Linked DNA regions of Homo sapiens: region 1 is linked to region 2. Evidence: read pairs that join two places in POLR2A ChIA-PET (ENCODE). Cell type or tissue: GM12878. All regions are shown on one strand.

Region 1 (2,500 bases), 170 kb after region 2:
TCTTGAACTCATGGCCTCGAGTGATCCACCCCACTTAGGCCTCCTAACATGCTGGTGTTACAGGTGTGAGCCACTGTGTCCAGCCCGAAAATGTCAGTTTCGTGCCATGATTAATAGCTAACTACATTTTGGGAATGTAATAAAATTTCATTCTATAATGAAGTCTTTGTAAAACTCATTAGTTGTGGTATGAGGCTTGTCGGCAATATAAGTGAACGTGGTTTATTTTTATTAACTGTATCAGAACTTTAGAATGTTGGTCTCCTGAAACCATTGCCTTGAGAGGCTTTATTGAACAGTGTTGCCAATGATCAGTTTTTTTTTAAATTTCCTTTTTTTTGAGACTGAGTCTTACCCTGTTGGCCAGGTTGGAGTATAGTGGTATGGTCATGGCTCACTGCAGCCTCAACATCCTGGGCTCAAGCAGTCCTCCTACCTCAGTCTCCCGAGTAGCTGGAACTACAGGTGTATGCCACCATGCCTGGCTTTTGTATATTTTGTAGAGACAGGGTTTAGCCATGTTGCCCAGGCTGGTCTCAAACTCTTAAATTCAAATGATCCACCCACCTAGTTTTCCCAAAGTGCTTTAATTACATGTGTGAGGCACCGTGGCTGGCCAGGTCAAATATTTTTCATTGACGTTTTTCATATTGCTTTTTAAAGTCATGTTAAAATATTCTTAATAATTTTTCTAAGTGGAATTAATCTTGATTATAATTTTAGTTTTTTATAAAGGGCGGGTTTTGAAACAAGTACTGCATTTTTCTTTTCGGGTTTATAAACATTTGCTGTGGACTTTGTGCAGTTAACTATTTTCATTCCTGAAACACATTTCGAAATCAGGAATTGAAGACTAAATGTCTTTTCACTGAAGCTTGAGCAGATTTTAGAAAGGGGAGTTCTTTTTTTTTTTTTTTTTTTTGGTAGAAATGGGGGTCTTGTTATGTTGCCCAGGCTGGCCTCCAACTTCTGGGCTTAAACTGTCCTCCTGCTTTAGCCTCTGGTCTGGAGAGTTCTTTATGGCCTCTTTGAGAACTTTTACTTTACACATGATTCTATCTAGCTTTCTTTTCTGATGTACATATTGGCAGCAAGTAGAAAAGCAATGTTTTCAGAGGCAGATATATTAACAGCAATGAGAAATAACAGTAGCGTGATAGAAAGTTGAAAGACTTAGCTGGGTGCGGTGGCTCACGCTTGTAATCCCAGCACTTTGGGAGGCCAAGGAGGGTGGATCACTTGAGGTCAGGAGTTCGAGACCAGTCTGGCCAACATGGTGAAACCCTGTCTCTACTGAAAAACAGAAAAAGGGCCGGGCGTGGTGGCTCACCCCTGTAATCCCAGCACTTTGGGAGGTTGAGGAGGGCGGATTACAAGGTCAAGAGATTGAGACCATTCTGGCCAACAGGGTGAAACCCCATCTCTACTAAAAATACAAAAAAATTAAATGGGCGTGGTGATGTGTGCCTGTAGTCCCAGCTACTCGGGAGGCTGAGGCAGGAGAATTGCTTGAACCCGGGAGGCAGAGGTTGCAGTGAGCCGAGATCGGGCCACTGCACTGACGACAGAGGGAGACTCCGTCTAAAAAAAAAAAAAAAAAAAAAAAACCAGACTTGGGGCTGGGCGGGCGCCTGTAATCCCAGCTACTTGGGAGGCTGAGGCAGGAGAATCGCTTGAACCCGGGAGGTGAAGGTTGCAGTGAGCTCAGATTGTGCCACTGTGCCCCAGCCTGGGCCACAGAGCAGAGTGAGACTCTGTCTCAAAAAAAAAAAAAAAGTTTGGAAGACTGGTGGCTGGGCATGGTGGCTCACACCTGTAATCCCAACACTTTGGGAGGCTGAAGCAGGCAGATTACCTGAGCCCAGGAGTTCAAGTCCAGCCTGGGCAACACAGGGAAACCCCATCTCAACAAAAAATATTAATACAAAAAATTTAGCCAGTCATGGTCGTGCACTTCTGTAGTCTCAGCTACTTGGGAGGCTGAGGCAGGTGGTTCACTTAAGTCTGGATGTCGAGGTGAGCCATGATTGCACCACTGCACTCCAGCCTGGGCGTTAAAATGAGACCTTATCTCAAAAAAACAAAGCAAAGAGCCTGGGAACTACTAAAATGGGAACTACTAAAAAACAGACACAAGAGCTCAACAAGTATACCATTCTGGGAGGTTTTTTTTTTTTTTTTTTTTTTTTTTTTTGAGATGGAGTTTTGCTCTTGTCACCCAGGCTGGAGTGCAATGGCGCCATCTCTGCTCACTGTAGTTCCGCCTCCCAGGTTCAAGCAGTTCTCCTGCCTGACTCCTGAGTAGCTGGGAGTACAGATATTGGTCACACACCGGGTTAATTTTTGTATTTTTAGTAGAGACGGGGTTTCCCCATTTTGGCCAGGCTGGTCTCGAACTCCTGACCTCAGGTGATCCGCCTGCTTCAGCCTCCCAAAGTGCCGGGACCACAGGCGTGAGCCACCGCACCTGGCTTTTTTTTTTTGACATAGAATCTTGTTC
Region 2 (2,500 bases):
TTTGGCCTCAGCTGCTTTCACACAGTCCTCAACCAAATACTGCAGACCAAGATCACCTGGATGTGCTGAAACGCTATTGTAATTATGGCTCCTTGTGGCTCAGTCTCTCCAAAGAATGAACTAAAACTTAACTCTCAACCTAGATTTCACCCTGACAGTCTGAGGCTTTCCTCTCTTCCACGTTTCTTTCCATCTGTTTCCTGGTTCTTCATCGCCCCTTGTCTGTGGGCTCACTGGCAGGAATGGGGCCGGCAGAAGCACAGGCATTCTCATGGTGCTGAGACCTTCGGTGGAAGCACCTCAAGCCACTTAACTTCCTCTAAGATATTCAAATTCCTAGCTTTCAACTACTCTGAAACCTTTCATTGTTAGGGCACAACTGATGTGCTTTCAGGCTTTAAAAAACCCTAGTTCCACTTGCTCTCCAACAAAGGTTGTGACTGAGGTCTCCTTCAGGGTCACTGACTGGTGAGATTCTAGATGTTTGGTTGTTTAGTCCCCGTTCTGGGACACTGACTCTGTCTATGGAAGCTCTTTGTTGCTGTTGTTGCAAACAATGATGTTAGGTGAGGAATTTAAAGCCCCATTTTAACAGGAAGACATCTGGCTGGGGGCAGTGGCTCAGCCTATAATCCAACACTTTGAGGCCGAGGCGGGCGGATCATCTGAAGTTGGGAGTTCTAGACCAGCCTGACCAACATGGAGAAACCCCATCTCTACTAAAAATACAAAATTAGCCAGGTGTAGTGGTGCATGCCTGTAATCTCAGCTACTTGGGAGGCTGAGGAAGGAGAATCGCTTTAACCCGAGAGGCGGAGGTTGCGGTGAGCTGAGATAATGCCATTGCACTCCAGCCTGGGCAACAAGAGCAAAACTCCGTCTCAAAAGCAAAACAAAACAAAACACAGTAAGACATCTGCCCTCACAGGTAGGAGGAAAAATATGGTCAGCCCTGAGCCCCAGCTCTGCCCTCCTTGTTTGCATATGTACACACACACACATACACACACACACACACACACACACACACAATCTCTCTCTCTCTCGGACACACAGCTGGCTTGACACTCCACAGGCAGCCAGGGCCACAGGGCAGACACCCCCATCATGGAGCCTGACCCCCTAAGAGGCAGTCGGGGGGGCATCCCGGAGATTATTCTGGAAGCATCAGAAGCTCATGCACTTCTTGAGGGCACAGCACGCTCTCCTTGGTGACATGAGCCTCATCATCTTCCTCCTTTCCTAGGTGAGGAGGCCAGTACCTCACAGAGGTGATCTTAACGATCCATGCCATGGAGTAGAAAGAGCTCTGGGATCTTCTGAATTTAGGTTTGAATTCACTGACAAGCTGTGTGATCTTAAGCAAGTTGCACAATTCCTTTGAACCTCTGTCTCCTCATCTCTAGCAGGGGCAGAATAAAAGGATCTGCCAATTGTTATAGGGTTCAAAATAACTGGCCAGGCGCAGTGGCCATGCCTGTAATCCCAGCACTTTAGGAGGCTGAGGTGGGTCAATCACCTGTCAGGAGTTCAAGACAAGCCTGGCCAACATGGTGAAACCGTCTCTACTAAAATTACAAAAATTAGCCAGGTGTGGTGGTGCGTGCCTGTAGTCCCAGCTACTCAGGAAGCTGAGACTGGAAAATCACTTGAACCCGGGAGGCAGAGGCTGCAGTGAGCTGAGATCGTACCACTGCACTCCAGCCTGCACAACAGAGTGAGACTCTGTCTCAAAAAACAATAATAATAATAATATACAGATAGTTCTTGGCACCTGGTATGTACTAAATACCCAGTAGCTCTTATGATTCTAGCCAGGCGGTGTCTGCTCATTCTGCCTCCCCTGGGGATCAGGTTAGGGAAGTCAAGCCCTTCTCACCCTCGCTTCTCAAAGTGGGTCCCAAAACAAGGAGCATGACCTGCAAGTGTGTTAGGAAGGCAGGCCCACCGCACCACGCTCTGCATTTTAACCTGATCGCAGGGGCATTCCTTTGCTAGTTGAGTGTGAGAAGCATGGCATCTTATGTGGTCCAGGCTAGTCCTCAGCCCAGATGAGGCCCCACATTCTTGCACTCCAATGTGAGCACAGCCGCCTCCTCTTTAGCGGGTCCCGCTCCTGACTCCAGCCACACACGAACAGCTGGTGTGTGCTGTGGCTTATGGTAAGCCACACATCATCCCATTTAATCCTCAGGTGATTCTGGGAAGCAAGGACTGGTCTACTCATTTTTCAAATGAGAAATCTGGCCGGGTGTGGTGGCGCATGCTTATAATCCCAGCACTTTGGGATGCTGAGGTAGGAGGATTGCTTGAGCTCAGGAGTTTGAGACCAGCCTGGCCAACATGGTGAGACCTCTGTCTCTTAAAAAAAATTTAAATAAATAAATAAATAAAACGAGAGATCTAAGTCTCTAAGATGAAGGAACATTTCCAAAGGTTGCCCAGCTACTCTGTCACAGAGTCAGGATTTAAACCCATTTGAATTTGGGCCATTTGAATC

The links. Peaks named below come from ENCODE experiments on the same cell type or tissue, not always from the same donor. Only the 100,000 strongest peaks of a DNase experiment are listed, where the experiment ranks them.
Region 1: POLR2A ChIA-PET joins it to region 2 with 6 read pairs; 4 of 35 experiments call an interaction of 5 or more read pairs at or near these places.

Annotation. Positions count from the first base shown.
Region 1 is chr12:111,585,496-111,587,995 of GRCh38, reverse strand. The region is part of intron 1 of ATXN2 (ataxin 2); the gene reads left to right. Among named protein-coding and RNA genes, the nearest start is that of ATXN2, 13 kb to the left of the region's middle. In GM12878, no CTCF peak of the experiment used is centred here; no DNase peak of the experiment used is centred here.
Region 2 is chr12:111,759,823-111,762,322 of GRCh38, reverse strand. No RefSeq gene overlaps it. Among named protein-coding and RNA genes, the nearest start is that of ALDH2, 5.9 kb to the left of the region's middle. RefSeq lists an enhancer at 124-659. In GM12878, no CTCF peak of the experiment used is centred here; DNase peaks (open chromatin) are centred at 393 and 955; H3K4me3 peaks cover 530 bases; H3K27ac peaks cover 832 bases.